Linked DNA regions of Homo sapiens: region 2 is linked to region 1. A link is a contact called in ENCODE Hi-C data. All regions are on one chromosome and are shown on one strand. Each heading gives the region's core, a stretch centred on a gene start or an enhancer-like site at or near the end of the contact. The rest is flanking DNA. Distances are from core to core; before and after follow the strand shown.

Region 1 (4,583 bases), core at 221-2,720:
GAGGTCCAGAGAAACTAGTACACTTGAGTGGCCTAAAATTGTGGAGTAATAGAAGTAATTCCAAATTCCTTCCCATCTGCTTCTGGGAAGATACCCAACACGTCGAAATTGACCACATTCGGTTCAGTGGCTAAACATTAGGTATTTTAGATGTCCCATTCTCATAACTTATGTAATTTATATAAATAAATTTATTTATGATTTATTATAGAAAGTTGTTTTTGCTATTGATGCAGGATTTTTTGCTCCTTAGTTCAACTAAAATCCAGCTTCTTGTCTCACGACCAGGAAAAAATAGGCACATGGACACACTGAAGGGAGAGGAGAGTGGATTATTAAGCGAAAAGAAGGCTCTCAGCAAAAAAAGAGAGGGTCCTGCCAACAGGCTCCCACCTCACAGATTGAATATCAGTCTCCTCCCCTGCATAAGGCATGAATTCTTGGTGGCTCCACCCCCTTCTCCTAGTGCACATGTGGGCCCCAGTCCCTTGCAGGCACGCCCGGGCAAGACCCTGTGCAGGTTTCCTTATCTGCATCTGCATGCCTCCTGCATCTATCACTATTATTAAATGCATGACTATATAACCTCAGTTTTATTTAAAGGAATGGCTTTGACTTCCATACTGTAGATATGTTTTCCTGAACCACATTAATAAAATACCAGCTTAGAACACACAGAACCCTAGAAAAGGCTTTTCTAGATATAACACAGGGTCTAGGGCTGAACTCAAAGATCTTCTAAAATCCAGAGGATCCAATAACCTTTTAAATGAATGGCCACACACAAAAGATAAAGTAACTCTTTCATAGCCTGAAAGGTCCTGAATCTAAAACTTCCCAAAAGGCTATTTTCTTCAGGATACTATTATCCTAGATATTTACATTTCAGGGACTATATCCAAATTACATTTATGTGGAATGAGTATTAATTCATAAATTATGGGAGCAGTTTCCTTGAGGTACAAGAGAAAAGGGGATTGCTTTTACAAAAGAGAAGTCAAGGGCTGGGTGTGGTGGCTCATGCCTGTAATCCCAGCACTTTGGGAGGCCAAGGCAGGTGAATCACCTAAGGTCGAGAGTTCAAGACCAGCCTGGCCAACATGGTGAAACCCTGTCTCTACTAAAAATACAAAAATTAGCCAGGTGTGGTGGTGTGCGCCTGTAATCCCAGATACTCGGGAGGCTGAGGCAGGAGAATTGCTTGAACCTGGTAGGCGGAGGTTGCAGTGAGCTGAGATCGTGCCATTACACTCCAGCCTGGGTGACAAGAGCAAAACTCCCTCTCAAATAAAAAAAAGACGAAGTCAAAAGTGCTGATACACCTTAATGGAAAGAGAACTATATAAAGACAACTGTGAACCGTAGCTACTCTTTCTCATGAAACTCACTTGCTCTTCCGTTTCTTCTTTTGGGCTCTCTGTTTTGCTCAGCAGATGCCTGAAGGCTTATTCTTACATAACTGTCTTTTCTTTCCCACTAACAAAATAGCTCACTTCCTTGTCTTATTGGACTTTACACTGAAATGTCAGGTTTAGCGTGCTGAGAGAAAATGACTGTTATCTAGATAGATGATTAGTATCGCCTGCCATAGAAGAGATACAGACCACACATGTTCATATTCTACCAAATGGAGGACAAATTTGTACGATACTTCTAAAGGTTTAGGAAATAGTCTTATCTAAAAATAACATTTTTTCACTTTTATTGTTTTCCTTAGCACAGCATGTAGTAATCTCATTTCATTTCCTGATGTATATACATGTAAAACAAAAAACCTCATGTCTGTCGACAATCAGGAAGTCAGTAGAGTTGGCATTTCTCTTTAAAAACAATTCAGTAGCCTCCAAGCTGTTAACAAAGGCAGCTGTGGGCCAAATATTTGGAAGACAAGAACCGATGCAGTTTAAAAACAAAAAATTGTCTTTCGATAATCGCTGTTGACCATTGGCCAACTAACTAACAGACATTATCTATGATTCTTACATACTTTATTCATCGTAAACAGTGCAGGGTTTTGAGAATGGAGCACTGATGTTTTCTGTTTCAAAGCTTTTTTAAAAACTCTTGGGTTATGATAGAAAAACTAATGTTCTCTTCCTTAAAAAGTTCAGTGCAGAGAATACCTCATTTAATCGACTGATAGGACGTCCAATTTTCTAGTTATATTCTAATTTAATTTAACAGAAGTCTCATTGCAACACTGTACTGAGGGAGATATCACATACAAAAACTTGATTTTTTGGTTTTTGTCTATAAGGGACCTTAACTGAAAACCTTATCAGCCAATCTCCTTACCCTGATTTTGAGAATCACTTCACCTCTGCCAGCCCTTCTGATCTTTCTAAAAATGTGCCGCAAATTTTCTTAAAATAATAACTTTAAGCAAAGCATGGTGGCTCACGTCTTTAATCCCAGCACTTTGGGAGGCCGAGGCGGATGGATTGCTTGAGGCCAGGAGTTCGAGACCAGCCAGGGCAACGTGACAAAACCCCGTCTCCACTAAAAATACAAAAACAATTAGTCGGGCATGGTGGCGTGTGCCTGTAGTCCCAGCTACTTGGGAGGCTGAGGTGGGAGGATTGCTTGATCCCAGGAGGCAGAGGCTGCCGCTGCAGTGAGCCGAGATTGCACCACTGCACTCCAGCCTGAGTAATAGAGCGAGACCCTGTCTCAAAAAATAAAATAAAAAATAACGTTTAGCATTTTGCAATATTGAAGTACTTTTAAAATGCTTTGCGCTAAACAATGCAAATCACAAATGCCAAAATCACACTACCTTTGAAATAAAGAATCGTCCATACATTAACAGAGACAAGTAAAAAACATCTGTTCTATAGAATTTTTTGTTAACAAGATTTATTGAAACCAGATCAGTAAAGCTGTGTTACTCTGGACCCTCTTCTGGGACCTGGAAATATTTTTGTTTCCGAGGACTGGATATACTGATGCTAATCACTAAAACAGGATTCTCCCAGCATGAGATTTATTAAGACCAGAAAGCAAACAGCACCTGGAAAAGACAGATAGTAAGGAAATTCCGTGTAAAGATTCTTGGTCCACGTTTTGCCTACCTGGCTCTGTTCAGCAGAACCCATCACATGCTTAAGAGGCGATGGAAGGGACCCTGTGTCTACAGGCTCACCATTCCAAATAAACATAGCCACCAAAGGAAAAGAACTCAGGTTTTGATTGAATACTTGGGGGCCAGTTTACATGACATCTCTACAAGATGAAATGCCAGTCCAAGTGAGAGAATATCAGCTTATCAGAGCTTAGTGAGTGTCGGCTAAGAAATCTTAGTGTATACCTGTGGTGTCAGTCTGCAAGTTACTAATTCTGTTTCTTTAAAACAAAAAATGAAAAACAGCTTGCTTTTAGAAACAGAACAATGCATCACCCAATCAATGGAAACAAATAGTAGCAGTCCCTCATTAACAAGGAAAATTGATTTTCACCTCCATTTTAGAAGAGGAGTTGGAGTATTTATTTGTGCTGAAAAATTCCCATTAACTTCCACAAACCACATGTTATTAGGTGCCCAGGGGAGCGGTTAGAGGCAAAAATGTAAAGACCTTTTAGTATTTTATCTTCTATAAACCATGGGATGGTGTGCTCACTAGTGTGGAAAGAAATTTTTATGGCCCAAAAAGAGTGCCTTCTTGGTTTTCTCTTTCTTTCTTTGAAATCTGTTCTGCCTTTATAAAGAGCCATGTGTGAATTAATATAAACTGAACTCAACTTACTGGTATCCGAAAATTCCAGGTTTGTAAGTCTTTTTTGCCAGGCCAGAGGGTGCCTTTTGGGAAGTCACAGGCTAGAGGAAGAGCTTTAGATGATCAACAGGAAAAGAACACGAAGAACTAATTTTCTTCTAAAAGACTTTTTTTGAGTAATATAAACGTTTATATCGATTGCGATCTTTAAAAAGATGACAAAGTCATTTTCTTGCCAGCTACAACATGGAGACTTGATTAATCTAAAGCAGCAGTCTGTAAATCACAATTCCTAGTATACCAATATCATTTCCCTGCACTTACAGAAGTGGTTTTACTACCACAGCTTTAGCTCTAGCTCTAGCTAGCTCGGTTTCAAATCGTTATTAGATCATTTGGGGCATATTTCCCTACGATTTTTAAATTGACCACTTGAAAATAAACAGCTGGCATGATCATATGGTACGAGAAATAGACTTGCTGAGGCTTTTAGATAATTCCTGAAAAAATACTCAGTTATGTCTGAAATAGTTAACATTGGGAACATAACTTATGTAACTTAACAGTAACTTTAATATCTACCTAAACTTTCAAATTTCCCTGTTGGAAACATCCTAGAAAAAAAAAAGTTGATCTGTTAAACTTGAAACACACCTAACAGCCCAAAGAAGAGTTTTTGTGGGAAGAATTGAAATTAATATAATTCTCATATACTATTTATATACTGTTTTACACACACACACACACACACACACACACACACACGAAAGAATTGTGTGTGGCGTTTTCCCATGATTTAAAAATGACTTTAAGGGCCATGAGTAATTGAAGAGCAGATGGAATCTTTCACACCAGCAAGAGCTTTTGAAA
Region 2 (4,491 bases), core at 577-3,076, 490 kb after region 1:
CGGATATTTCTTTTCTCTCCCTGCCCTTTATTTTTTTTAGAAACAGGCTCTCACTCTGTCACCCAGGCTGGTGTGATCATAGCTCACTGCAGCCTTGACCTCTTTGGCTCAAGCTAGCCTCCCACCTCAGCCTCCTGAGTAGCTGGGACCACAGATGCACACCACCATGCTCAGCTAATTTTGTTTATTTACTTATTTTTTTGTAGAGACAGGGTCTCCCTATGCTGCCCAGGCTGGTCTCAAACTTCTGGGCTCAAGCGATCCTCCTGCCTCAGCCTCCCAAAGTGCTGGGATTACAGGCATGAGCTACCCACACGGTTTTTGCTTTTTTATTGTTTTATTTTATTTTTATTATTTCCTTACTTTCTGGCACTACAAGGTGCTCCAGGATTATTTTGTATCTTCCTGCCCTTTGTCCTATAATGAGCCATTTCTCCAAAGAGCCCTGGTTCTACCTGTTGGGAACTGTTGGAAACCAAGATCTGGGCTTGAGATGCACTCTCAATGTGCATTGTTACCAAGCTCGTACAGTGATTCTTAAAGCGCTCCAAAACTGGCGATCCCCTGGCCCAGCATCTCTGGAAAGTCACAGTCATTCAGAGACAATAGTGCTCTGGCCTGGGGAGGTTTATATTTGCTCCGAGAGATTCCAGAGTCTTGCTTGGGCCTCTGAAAATTTCAGACCTACCTTCATTCTTCTTCAGGCTTGGCATTTCTTGGAACACGGTGTTTGTTGGGGAGGCAAAGAAACAGGACTTTTTGCATTGATTTAATTTTGATTTGAAGCACGTGAAATTTACTACTCGTTTAGAAGCTAAAATAACATTTTAAAATAAAATAACGGACAGGAAGAAATTGGGAGTGATTTGGGGGCTGGATACCCAGCAGGACAGGCCACACTGTCTCCCAGCCTGTTTGGGTATTTCTGCCTTCAGTCAGAAGATGCAACCTTTTTCCTGTCAAGAGCCAGATAGTAAATATTTTCAGCTTTGCAGCTGGGCCATCTCTGAGGCAGCTGCTCAACTGTGCCGCTGGAGCAGGAAGGCGTCCAGAGACAACATGTAATCCAACATGCGTGGCTGGGACCCAATAAAGCTCTATTTACAAAAACAGGCATCCCGCCAGATGTGGCTCGGAGGCGCTAGTTTGCCCACTCCGCTCTAGATGAATGCACAAATTCAGTAAAGCCAACACGTGCCTTGTCCCTTGGCAGGAGGCACCTTGCACCACTGAAGCGATGCTTTGGGGGCCTCACACCTCGCAGCTTCTGAGAGACGGGCAGGAAGTTTCTGCTATCCTCCCTTCCTTGGTGCGGAGAAGAGCTTGCTTACCTGTGACATGCAGCTGTTTGTTTTGTTTCCTCGATGTGGCCAGTGTTTAATCTGGATTAAGTTTACGGCAATGTGTTAAGCCCACCCCACCACCCCACCAGATCTCTCTAGTGTAACTTGCAACCCACGAAGGACCTACTTTGGGCTGTGGTGGGAGATGATATTTTCATGGATTCCATTTAAATGTACCTATCAGTAGCAGTCAGAATCTCGGTTGCGAGCAACAGAAACTGCCCTTGACCGTGAGAAACAGAAACTGCCCTTGACCGTGAGAAACAGAAAACAGATGGTGTCAGCAGGCTCTCTGGGGCTCGGGGACGTGCTATGAGTGGCGCTGGGGGGCAGGGCACAGCACAAAGGGGCAGGCTAGGCCAGTGGCTTTGGGGATAAGATGACCTCTACCCCCACCCCTGTCCCTGGGCCTCCTGATTCGTAGTCAAAGCACCGGGGACAGGCTCTTTCAGGCAGTGAGAGCCACATGCTGCCTCCTGGTGGCCGCAGAGGTGGGGAGAGGGAATATGGGTGAGAATATGCCACCACCTCCCCCCAAATCACACATCAGAGGAAACGAGATTGCCCCAAAGCAAGATCAGGTTACAAAAAGGAAGAAGATAGCCCCAAACACTGTGTCCACTGCAACACAGGTGCACCGAGCATTGACCCACACACCTGAATTTCATAGTTTAGCTGCATGGAGAGGGTAAAATCAATTCTGAGAAGAAAGAAGGGAAGGGCTGTGATGAAGGTCACTGCACCAGGAGAAGGGAGTCTTCCCTGAGCAAACGTCCACTTCCCCAGTCCTGGCCTGTCACCCTGTCTCGGCTCCTACATGACACAGACTCATCACCTGGTGTTAGGTCAAACTCTGGGACCCACCCGGTGGTGACCCATCATTGATATTAATTTAGTGAGTCACAACGTCAGTTTTGAAAAAAAGAACAAAATAGAATAAAATGAAAAAAATGCAAAAGATGAGAGAGACTTGCACATCGTAAGAGAAAGTGATGCTTCGATTTCCAATGTGCATGCTCATTTGGGATCACAACGCAAAATAAATTTGTTACTGTTGGGTGTAGTCAAAAAGTATGAAGTCCACTAGTCTAGATCATGACTCACACTGTAGGAGTTGGCTCAGGCTGTCATAAAAAATACCGCAGACTGAGTGGCTTTAACAACAGACATTTATTTTCTCAACTTTCTGGAGGCTGGAAGTCCAAGATCAAGGTGTTGGCACAGTGGGTTCCTTCTGAGGCCTCTCTCCTGGGTTTGTAGATGGCTGTCTCCTGTCTGTGTCTTCACATCATCTTCCCTCTGTGTCTGGGTCCAAATTTCCTTTCTTATAGGACATCAGTCATATTGGATTAGGGCCTATCCCAGTGATATGGTTTGGATCTGTGTCCCCACCAAATCTCATGTTGAATTGTAATCCCCAGTGTCGGAGATGGGCCTGGAGCAAGGCAATTGGATCATGGAGGCCGAGTTCACGAGTGGTTTAGCAACTTCCCCTCGGTGCTGTTCTCGTGACAGTGAGTGAGTTCTCCTGAGATCTGGTTGTTTAAAAGTGCGTTGCACCTCACTCTCCCTCTTGTTCCTGCTTTTGCCATGTGAACTTTATTTTATTTTTTTTTTTTTGAGATGGAGTCTCGCTCTGTCACCCAGGCTGGAGTGCAGTGGTGTGATCTTAGCTCACTGCAACCTCCACCTCCTGGGCCCAAGTGATTATACTGCCTCAGTCTCCTGAGTAGCTGGGTTTACAGGTGTCTGCCATGAAGCCCGGCTAATTTTTGTATTTTTAGTAGAAACGGGGTTTCACCATGTTGGCCAGGCTGGTTTTGAACTCCCAACCTCAGGTGATCCGCCTGCCTTGGCCTCCCAAAGTGCTGGGATTCCAAGCATGAGCCACTGTGCCCGGCCAACCATGTGAACTTTCTATTCCCACTTTGCCTTCCACCATGAGTTAAAGCTCCTTAAGGCCTCCCTAAAAGCAGATGTCACAGCGATTTCTGTATAGCCTGTGGAACTGTGAGCCAATTAAACCTCTTTTCTTTATAAATTACCCAGTCTCAGTTATTTCTTGTGGTTGATTTTGTTGTTGTTGTTGTTGTTGTTGTTTTTGAGACGGAATCTCACTCTGTCACCCAGGCTGGAGTGCAGTGGCACAATCTCGGCTCACTGCAACCTCCGCCTCCCAGGTTCAAGCGATTCTCCTGCCTCAGACTCCCAAGTAGCTGGCATTACAGCCACCTGCCACTATTTCCAGCTAATTTTGTACATTTTTAGTAGAGATGGGGTTTCACCATGTTGGTCAGGCTGGTTTCGAACTCCTGACCTCAGGCGATTCACCCGCCTCGGCCTCCCAAAGTGCTCCCAAAGTGAGGCGGGAGCCACCTCACCCAGTCTCAGGTATTTCTTTACAGTAGTGTGAGAACGAATGAATACATCCAATGACTTTATTTTACCTTCATTACCTCTTTAAAGATACTCTCTTCACATACATCACATTCTGAGGTACTAGGGACTTGTAATTGGGGGGACACAGTTCATAACACACACGTTGGATCTTTTTTCTTTAAATTTTTTTTTTTTTTTTTTGAGACGGAGTCTCGTTCTCTCACCAGGCTGGAGTGTAGTGGTATGACTTCAGCTCACTGAAACTTCTGACTCCCTGGTTCAAGCAATTCTTCTGCCTCACCCTCCCGAGTAGGTGGGATTACAGGCACGTGCCACCACGCCTGGCTAATTTTTGTATTTTTAGCAGAGATGGGATTTCACCATGTTGGCCAGGATGGTCTCGATCTCCTAACCTCGTGATCTGCCTGCCTTGGCCTCCCAAAGTGCTGGGATTCCAGGCGTGAGCCACCACGCCCGGCCTTTTCTTTAAATTTTTAAATTTCAACTTTTATTTTAGATTCAGGGTGTACATATGCAGTTTTGATATATTTCCATGATGCTGATGTTTGGGGCGCAATGGATCCTGAAACAGGAATTGAAAGAAAATAAAGAATGTGTGAGCAAAAACTCAGCTGTATGTAAGAAAACCCAATTCCCCCTGAAGAAGAGAAACAGCTGGAGTCCTTTCAAATTAACTGCCTGTTTTTCTGTGGCTGGTGAGCCTTATCTCTCCTCCCTTCCCAGGCATTGTGAAGACTCTGCTTCTCTA

Evidence for each region. Hi-C counts contacts between places; a loop is a spot of excess contacts on that map. Pooled maps may share reads with other maps.
Region 2: a loop to region 1 is called in a map with no recorded cell type, with 13 times the contacts of the local background. The contact joins two enhancer-like sites. A Hi-C loop is called at or near these places in 3 of 37 single-sample maps with no recorded cell type and 2 of 50 pooled maps.

The regions. Positions count from the first base shown.
Region 1 is chr10:13,754,463-13,759,045 of GRCh38, reverse strand. All of the region lies in intron 8 of FRMD4A (FERM domain containing 4A), which reads left to right. Among named protein-coding and RNA genes, the nearest start is that of PRPF18, 170 kb to the right of the region's middle. RefSeq lists enhancers at 433-572, 24-721, 1-1,069, 1,304-1,493. Within about 2 kb of position 1,470, at least 6 of the 41 ENCODE cell types and tissues checked have a DNase peak (open chromatin) inside an H3K27ac peak, as active enhancers do.
Region 2 is chr10:13,269,031-13,273,521 of GRCh38, reverse strand. No RefSeq gene overlaps it. Among named protein-coding and RNA genes, the nearest start is that of PHYH, 29 kb to the left of the region's middle. Within about 2 kb of position 1,826, at least 15 of the 41 ENCODE cell types and tissues checked have a DNase peak (open chromatin) inside an H3K27ac peak, as active enhancers do.